2 separate regions of the Mus musculus genome follow, and region 1 is linked to region 2. The links are chromatin loops, found by intact Hi-C in ENCODE. Cell type or tissue: heart. All regions are shown on one strand.

Evidence for each region. Hi-C counts contacts between places; a loop is a spot of excess contacts. Peaks named below come from ENCODE experiments on the same cell type or tissue, not always from the same donor. Only the 100,000 strongest peaks of a DNase experiment are listed, where the experiment ranks them.
Region 1: a loop joins it to region 2, with 2.7 times the contacts of the local background. A loop is called at or near these places in 1 of 42 quality-filtered maps.

The regions. Positions count from the first base shown.
Region 1 is chr11:100,992,395-100,997,394 of GRCm38, reverse strand. No RefSeq gene overlaps it. Among named protein-coding and RNA genes, the nearest start is that of Atp6v0a1, 15 kb to the left of the region's middle. In heart, no CTCF peak of the experiment used is centred here; no DNase peak of the experiment used is centred here.
Region 2 is chr11:101,299,315-101,304,314 of GRCm38, reverse strand. Becn1 (beclin 1, autophagy related) reads left to right here and starts at 2,029. Exons shown (of 12, transcript NM_019584.4): 1 at 2,029-2,183; 2 at 2,459-2,587. The coding sequence starts at 2,461. In heart, CTCF peaks have their summits at 1,952 and 3,231 (motif pointing right); a DNase peak (open chromatin) is centred at 2,014; H3K4me3 peaks cover 1,744 bases; H3K27ac peaks cover 1,466 bases.

The DNA of each region.
Region 1 (5,000 bases), 310 kb after region 2:
CCCACTGACCCATCTGACATGGCAACTCTTCAGTTAAGGTTCCCTCTTCCCAGATTTGTGTCAAATGGATGAAAACTACCTAGCATACACTATCTGAGGATTCTGGCATGCTGAAGAGCAAACCAAAGAGCAGGCACATGCTAGGCAAGCCCTCTGCCAAGCAGAGAACACCCCCAGCCCCAGTTTCCTTTTTCATTAATTTTTTAAAACACCTACATGGAGTAGTTAAACCCTGAAAAAAAAAAACAAAGTCCCCACAATTTTATAAACTTAAAGGGAAGCTGGGCAGTGGTGACACACACCTTTAATCCCAGCACTTAGGAGACAGAGGCAGGTGGATTTCTGAGTTCAAGGCCAGACTGGTCTACAAAGTGAGTTCCAGGACAGCCAGGGCTACACAGAGAAACCCTGTCTCAAACAAAACAAAACAAAACAAAACAAAACAAAACAAAAACAAACAAAAAAACCCCAAACACACACACACACATATATATATATATACATATACACACACACACACACACACACACACATATATATATATATATATACACACACACACACACACACATATAAACATATATATTTCATAATTTCCACAGGAGTATGACAAAACCCAGATTTTTCTCTATACAGTGTCATCTGCAATACCTACACTATGAGTCAAAGTTGCTGATCAGATGACGAAATGGAAATCTGAGCCCAATTCAAGAGAAAAAGCAATCGGTTGAGCCTAAGCCCCGGATGAAGCAGATGCTGGAGTTAGTAGGAAGGTGTAAGACAATTATAACTGTGCTCAAGGATGGAGAAGAAAAGGTGCTCGTAAGATGCAAAACAGGGAGTCTTGATACAGGAAAAATGCCATAATGAAATGCAATACTTTACACTCTAACTTAAAAATCTGACCAGACATGGTGGGACCAATCTTTGTTTGTTCTCTGTTTTTGTTTGTTTTTTGTTTTGTTTGTGTAACAGCCCTGGATGGCCTGGAACTTACTCTGTAGACCAGACTGGTTTCAAACTCACAGAGATCTGACTGCGTCTGCCTCCCAGGTGCTGGGATTAAATGGCATGTACTACCACTACCCGGTTTAGTAGCAACCAATCTTTAATTCCAGCCTATGAATCTAGCACTTAAGAGGCACAGCTAAAAGGATCACCGCAAATTGGAGGCTAGCCTGAGCTACATAGTGAGTTCCAGTGCAGCTTGAACAACAGAACGAGACTATGTCTCCCTGATTCAAACAAACAAACAAACAAACAAACAAACCAACCAACCAACCAATAACACTTCCATTTCCTCCAAACCAGGCAGGTAAGAGGGCTTGGTGGCAAGCCTGAGGACCAGAGTTCAATCCCTGGGACCCACACAGTGGAGGTCGAGACCAAACTCTGAGCGGGTTATCCTCTGAACTTTTTTGGCAACTCATGCATGAAGGGTTCCACTTCTCCATAGAAAATAGAGGAACAAAGGTAACAGAGAATTCTCCATCCAGGAATAAAAACTATAAAAAATAGCCTTGTGAATAAAATTAGAAGCTAGATAATGGAAAACTCCCTCTAAAGGGGGCGGGGGCTGGGAAGATGGTTTAATAAGATTTGGTAAGATTGCTTGCTATGCAAGCACGAGGATTAAGGTTCAAGGACCCAGCATCCACGTAAAAGCCAGACTCAAGCCTGGTTGAAATAGGAACCTCAGGTTGAGGCTAGCTACATCGTGAGAGATTGTATCAAAGAATATGTCTAACGCATTGTGATGATTAATCTTCATATCAATTTGGGATCGCCACGGAAACATACTTTTTTTTGTTTTTTGTTTTTTGTTTTTCAAGACAGGGTTTCTCTGTACAGCTCTGGCTGTCCTGGAACTCACTTTGTAGACCAGGCTGGCCTCGAACTCAGAAATCCGCCTGCCTTTGCCTCCCGAGTGCTGGGGGAAACATACTTCTGAGAGTGTCTACCAGGGAGTTTCCAGAAAGGCTTAAATGAAGTAGGGGGACTCATCCTGAGAGAGAGCCCTGCCGTTCCAGGCTGAGGTTCAAGACAATAGAAAGGAGAAAGAGAGCTGAGGAATTGTGTTCATCTCGCTCTGCTCCTGACTGCAGATGCAGTAGTTTCAGCCACGTCACGTCACGTCATCCTGACATCATCCCATCATGTCATCTCACCACCTCATCCCGCCCGGCAACCCTCCCACCAGAGGACTACACCTTCAATGCCTTAGACCAAATAAACCCCACCTTCCTTAAGTAGCTCTCTTTCAGGCATTTTGTCCCAGCAGTGACACAAGCAACTGATGATGTATAATTGGAGTCCCAGAAGACAGAGCAAGAAGTCTCCATTCCTGCAATCCCAACAGGATTTCAAGTTTGGGGCCAGCCTGGGCTACACAGTAAATTCAGGCCAATCTCGGCTTCATAGAGAGACTTTGTCTCATTTCCGAGTTTTCACTGGGAGTCAGAGGGGAGAGGGAGCGAAAGGAAGAGGAGAGGAAGATGAAGAAAGGGAAAGGGGAAGTGAGAGGGAGAGTCCGGGGAAGTGGGAAGGAAAAAAAGATTCCAAGAAGTTCTTACGTAACCACAGGCAGAACAAATACAAAGAAAGCCTGTATAGGCACATCAGAACTAGCCAGAAACTAACACTCATTCATTCTCTCTCTCTCTCTCTCTCTCTCCTCTCTCTCTCTCTCTCTCTCTCTCTCTCTCTCTCTCTCTCTCTCTCTCTCTCCCTCTCTCTCTCTCTCTCTCTGTATGTAGGGACTGGAGATTCCCCTGGCTTTGAAGACTTCCAAAAGGAGAAGAGAGGGGAGGAGGGGAGAGGAGAGGGGAGGGAAGGGAAAATAAATGAAATCGAAGAGTTTGCGCTGCTAGAGCTGAACCTTGTGAGTTGTGAAAGAAGTTCTTCCGCTGAAGGGAAGAAAGAGATAAACAGCACACGGTACAAACTCCCACCTCCAGGAATGAAAGAACCACGCGATAAACACGTGGGTACTCAAAACGGATTCTCTCTCTCTTCCTCTCTTCCTTTTTAAAATTATTTAATTTTATTTTATGCTAATTGGTGTGACGGCATCCCATTCCCTGGAACTGGAGTTACAGTTGTGAGCTGCTGTGTGGTTGTTGGGAATTGATTCTGGGTTCTCTGGAAGAGAAGCCACTGCTCTTAGCCCCTGAGTCATCTGTCTTGCCAGACTTTTTTCTTTCTTAATTAAAAAAAAAAATAGTGTGGGGATTAGACCATTGTATGGCTTGTACGGTACATGTGATACTGCAAAAAGAATGGACTATAGCAGCCAGGAGTAGTGGCACATGCCTTTAATCCCAGCACTTGGGAGGCAGAGGCAGGGGGATCTTCATGAGTTCAGAGTCAGATGATATAATGAGTTCCAGAACAGCCAGGGCTACATAAAGAGATCCTGCCTCAAAAATAAAATAAAATAAAATAAAATAAAATAAAATAAAATAAAATAAAATAAAATAAAGCAGCCCCAGTCCCCCACCAAAAGAATGGAACAGAGCTATAAAAATGCCAAGAGTCTCATATTCCATGGGAATTGTCACATAGTTAATGTTAAGTAGAAGGTAAAATGTGGAAGTTTATTTTCTGTAATCTCTGTAACAATCATTAAAAAAAGACATGAAGACAGGAAGCTAAACAGGAGTACCAGTGTTCAATCCGGAACCAAGGGGGAAAGCTGGGTGTGGCAGTGTGGACCTGTGGACAGGTGGGGTGGGGCTCGCTGGCTCTCCAGCCCAGCCTCATCAGTGAGCTCCAGGCCAGCCAGAGACCCTGCCTCAAAGGAGGGGACAGCATTCCTGAAGATGACAACTGAGGTGTTCCTCTGATTCATAAATGCACACACACCTGCTCACACCCATTTATCAAATATTTATATATATGAGAGAGCTAGAAAGATGCTTCAGTGGTTAGGAGCACTGGCTGCTCTTCCAGAAAACCAAGCTTAAATTCCTAGTACCTATGTGACAGCACAAAACAGTCTATACCTTCAGTTCCAGAGACTGTAACACTTCTGGACTCTGAGGACACAAGACACAGGCACAGTACACAGATATGCATGCAGGCAGAACATTCTACACATAAAGAAAAAAATAAAGAATTTGGACTTAGGCCTGGTGGCACATACCTTGAATCTCTTGCATGGTAGAGGCAGAGAGATCTCTCTGAGTTTGAGGCCAACCTGGTCTGTATAGTGAGTTTCAAGCCAGCTAAGGATACACGGTGAGACCGTGGCTCAAAAATAAATTGAATGAAATAAATAGGCCTCTGTGGTTGGCAAGATGGCTCAAGTAGTTGAGGGTACTTGCCTCCAAGCCTGATAGCCTGAAACCTGGGACCCACAAGGTGGAAGAAGAGAACTGATTATTACAAGTTGCCTTCTGACCTCCATATCCATGCGTATGTACACTAAATATAAACCACATAAATAAGACTAGAATTTTTTTTTTTTTTTTTTGGTTTTTTGAAACAGGGTTTTTCTGTGTAGCCCTGGCTGTCCTGGAACTCACTCTGTAGACCAGGCTGGCCTCAAACTCAGAAATTCGCCTGCCTCTGCCTCCCAAGAGCTGGGATTAAAGGCGTGAGCCACCACGCCCGGCTTAAGACGAGAATTCTAAAAAGTATACAATTAATTCCATACAAGATGGCAAAGAGGAACAACAGAACAATAACAACAAAGGAGACAAGCAGAAAACACAGGAAAATATGAAATAATAACACTAAATTCAATTATATCAACTTCATTAATAAATATAAGTGAGTCGGGTGGTGGTGGTGCATGCGTTTAATCCCAGCGTTTAGGAGGCAGAGACAGGAAGAGCTCTTCGAGTTCAAGACCAGCCTGGTTTAAAGTGAGTTTCAGGACAGCCAAGGCTACACAGGAAACCAAACCAAAGTAAAACAACAACATAAAGAATAAGATGAAAGAAAGACAAAAGATAATTGAGTTAAAAGACAGAAATGATCAGGAAGGATAAAAAAAT
Region 2 (5,000 bases):
TATCTATGTGTTTGTGTATACATATATGTCTACATGTGTCTGTGTGTCTGTGTGTGTTTATCTGTGTGCCAAAGACTTAACATGCAACCCTGACTGACCTGGAGCTCACTATGAGGACCAGGCCGGCCACTGTGAAGATCAGCCTGCCATTGTGCTGAGATTCAAGGCGTGCACCACCACCCCTGGCCATAAACATTTATTTTAAAACCTGAGAAAGACGTTATGATCCAATAAATAAATACAAATATGTGAACATAATTTGTAAGAACTGCAAGGGGCGACCACATGACAAACTCTTCAACCTTATCAGCAATCAGTGATATCAATTACAAGAATGGAGAACTGGAGCCGAGCATGGTGGCGCATGCCTTTAATCCCAGCACTCGGGATGCAGAGGCAGGTGGATTTCTGAGCTTGAGGCCAGCCTGGTCTACAAAGTGAGTTCCAGGACAGCCAGGGCTATACAGAGAAACCCTGTCTTGAAAACCAAAAAAAAAAAAAAAAAAAGAATGGAGAACTGCCATTGTCTGCTATTGTTCCTCAAATATATCTTATCCAATACTGGGCAAGGCATCATAAAACAGGCCCTTTAATGGATTACTAGAGGCAGAATATAATATGAGTTGTTTTGAAAACAACTGCCAATGTTAATAAAGAGAAGATTCCAAAGTCTACAGTACTTTTAATGATAAGGTTCTGTTCTAGGACAAAGTCAATTCCTCATTGTGATATTATTGTATCCACCCAAATTGGAAGCAATGGAAGTTTCCATCAATAAAGAAATTCACTGTAATCTGTGCGTTTCTGCTGTGATGTATTGCAGCAATGAGAATGTTAATTAACAAAACTGGAGCAACATGGAAAACATTCAATTATTTTTATTATCCTTAGTGGTGGTGGAGGGCAGTCCATACCCTGGAATTCCTTTGGAGGTCAACTTCATCTCCTCCTACTCCGATCCTTAGGAATTGACCTTAGGGTCTCTCTCACGTTTGGTGCACACACTTTTACAGGTTGAGCCATCTTGGCAGCCCACATATGTTAAACTTACAAAGTAGGGCTGGACATACAGTTCATTGGTGGAGTACTTGCTTAGTATATGAGAGGCCTTGGATATGATTCCAGATACACACATACTCACAGGAGCCAGCTCTCTCTCTCTCTCTCTCTCTCACACACACACACACACACACACACACACACACACACCACAAATGCATTGGTGTTTTGCATACATGGATGACTGTGTGAAAGTGGTGATAGTGGTGTCAGTTCTTGGAGTTACAGACAGTTATGAGCTGCCATGTGGGTGGATGGATTTGATTTAATCCAGGTCATCTGGAAGTGCGGTTGGTGCTTTTAACTGCTGAGCCATCTCTCCAGTCTCCACTGTCACCTTTTTATTTATTTACATTTTGTTATATACATACATAATACACACATACACATATATACATACATATAACTATCACCTTTAATGTATTTGCATTTTATTATATACACATATACAAACATATATACATACATACACACATACACATACATACATACATATAACAATAAAATTTACCATCCTGCCAAACGCACTCCCTCAGAAGGGTTTAGACAATTTGACTCTCCCAAAAATACACTTTAAAAGCTCACACATGCCGGAAGGTGGTGGTGCACGCTTTTAATCACAGCCCTTAGGAGGCTGAGGCAAGTGGATCTCTGTGAAGTGGATGCCAGCTTGGTCTACAGGGCGAGTTCCAGGTCAACCAGGGCTACACAGAGAAACCCTGTCTCAAACAAACAAACAAACAAACAAACAAACAAACAAACAACACCCTGATCCCTAAGGAATATAGAAGTGGCTCCACTTGGAAGTAACAAATCTTGAGTGGACCGTCTAAATCAGAAGAGTGTGGGCAGCTTCGGCCCACCTGTCGGCACTGCTGCACTTCCCCGCTCGGCCTTTGGATGGCGCTCCGAGCCGGGTAAACAGGGATCTGGAGCAGGGGTCCTTGCGTCAGCTCCCGTCGTGACGTCACTTCTGGTCCTGGGCGGAAGTCTTCAGCTAGCCGACCGGGAAGTAGCTGAAGACCGGGCGATGGGAACTCTGGAGGTCTCGCTCCGGGGCGGACCCGAGGCCACCGTGCCCCCGCGGTAGAACGAGCCTGGGTGGCGGGCTCCGGGCTCCTGAGGTGAGGAGCGTCGGGGCCTGAAGTGAGACCTTAGGAAGAAGCCTAGAGTCCCTGGCGGCCACTCTGGTGCCCCGTTTCCCCGCTCGGGAGACTAGACTGCCTTAGCTGGGCTCTGCCCCGGAAGCGGGTCCTCTTGGTGTCATCCCACTCCCAGAGGGAACGGCGCGGACCGGGATTTTCCTCTTCACCTCCACCACCAAGGCAGCGGGTAGCCTCGGGCCCGAGGTTCAAAGGAGCCGATTCTTCTTAACGTCGTCTTTTCTCCGCTGTCGCAGGCATGGAGGGGTCTAAGGCGTCCAGCAGCACCATGCAGGTGAGCTTCGTGTGCCAGCGCTGTAGCCAGCCTCTGAAACTGGACACGAGCTTCAAGATCCTGGACCGGGTCACCATCCAGGAACTCACAGGTCAGCAGGATCCGAGGAAAGGGGTGGTCAAGAAGGAGGGAAGTGGGCAACTTTAGGGACATTGAGGTGGCGGTCTCTGGCTTTCGGTTTTCTCGTCAGGAATAGACCTCTGACAGTGTCTCCAGAGTGAAGGAGTATTCACATATAACAGAATTTCTTGAAGATTTACCAGTGTATCAATCAGGTGTCCTGTAACAGTCCCCGTGGAAACCAGGCTTGGTGGCTCACATCTATAACTGCAGCAACTCAGGAGGCTGACGCCGGAGCTGCCTCAAGTTCCAGGCCAGCCTGCGCTATTGAATGAGACCCTGTTTCCAAAAATAAAAAGGACAGGAGAAGTGCCATGGTGCATCCTCTTACAGGTGACGAGTTGAGGTTAGAGCCATCAGTGAGCATACTTACCTGAGGTCCAGTGAAGTGTAGGAGAGCCTTGAAGCCTGAAGAAGAGAGTGAGAGAGGTGATTAGCGAGTTTAAACACGTTCATGGGCCTGGCATTAGCATGGAAACCTTGGCTTTGTTGTATATAGCTCCCTAGACCTTGATTCATTTTTATTCATAATTAGTATTAGTTATGTGTATAGGTGGTTTGCTTACATGTACATCTGTCCATGACGAGAATGCCTGATGCCGGGAGAGGCCAGAAGAGGGCGTCAGATCCCTGAACTGGAGTTAACAGGTGGTTGTGAGCCACCGTGTGAGGGCTAGGACTCGAACCTAGGTCCTTTACAGGAGCAACAGGTGCTCTAAGCTATTGAGTGATCTGCCCAGCTCTTTATTTTTCTTCTCCTTAAAAAAAAATTATTTTCATTGTTCTTGCTGTTGGTATAGACAGAGTTTCACTCTAGCCCTTGCCTGGCTAGATTGTCCTGCCTCTGCCTTCAGAGTCCTGGGGCTTAAAGGTGTGCGCCACCACACCTGGCTTATTTTTCATTTTTAAAGGTTAATGTTGTGTGTTGAAAGCTTTCATCTCCCAAGTGTTGGAATAAAGGAGGTCTGTGTGCTACCATGCCCGGCTTTACATGTTTCTAAACTAGTGTTCATACATTTTAAAACCTGATATATTTAGGGGGTGCCACTTGATGTTTGAATACACATGTAATGATGTTCAAATCAGGGTTGGCACATTTGTCTCTTCTAACGTTTTGTTTGTTTGTTTGTTTCCTTGTGGTTGAAACATTTCTAATCGTCCCTGCTGGCTTTTGGGGACTGTGCAGTCCACCATTGGTACCCATAGTCAGCACCGTCCAGTAGAGCAGAACTTTTCTCCTGTCTAACCAGTCTGTTGTGTATAACCATCATATTGTTCTCAGTTTAAATGAGATGCACCACACCTGAGTGAGACCAGGCAGTGCTTGCTTTACTGGGCCTGGATAATCTCATTTAATGTATGTCCTTCAGTCTTAATGACAGGAGTTCATGCTTTTAAAAAAAACGGCTGAATAGATTGTCATTGAATGAATATTAGCTGTGTCTTTGTTGGTGATGTTTTGTTTTTGAGGTAGAGTCTTATATAACAGAGGCTTGCTTTAAACACATGCTTGAATTTCCTCAGACTCAGCCCGGCAGTGGTAGCACACGCCTTTAATTCCAGAACTTGGGAGGCAGAGGCAGGAAGATTTCTGAATTTGAGGCCAGTGAGACTATAGAGTAAGTTCCAGGACAGCCAGGGCCACATAGAAAAACCCTGTCTTGAAACAACAACAACAAAACAAAACAAAAAAGATTTTCCTCAGATTCTGAAGCACTGGGATTATAGCCATGTACCACTGTACCTGGCTCTCTGTCCTCTTCCCATACCAGGGATTCTGTCACTCAGCCACATCCCTAGCCCTACATCCTTGATACATGAGTACAATCAGATTACATACAGCTTCCCAGAAAATTATTTTATTCCTTCCCAGTTATTCTAGGGAAAAGGGATGCTAACTTTTGTGATGGAAAAACTTAAGATATAGGCCTGCAGAGAGGGTTCACTGGTTAGGAACATTTAGTGCTCTTCCAGAGGAACCTGAGTTTAACTCCCAGTGGACAGGCACACTGCCCGTAACTCCAGGTCCAGGTAACCCAACGCCTTCTTCCTGTCCACATGTGGACAACCCACACCCCAAAATTATGTGACATATACACATAATTTTTTTAAAAAAGTTCTAAAAACTTTTAAAAGGTTTTAAGTATATAATGAATCCCTGTGTGCCCGCCACCTAGTTTCAACAATTGCCAACACACCTGGTCTGAAGACCCATTCCTTGCTCTCGTCTCTGAAATACCTTTAAAGTAAATGCCTAGCGCATGAAAACTATTTCTATATGACTCTTAAAGTCATGGTGCTTTTAGGATTTTAACATTCTACTAACAGGAAAAGGGGGAAAAAAACATTTTTGTTTGTATAAAGAATTTAAAAAGGGGGATGGG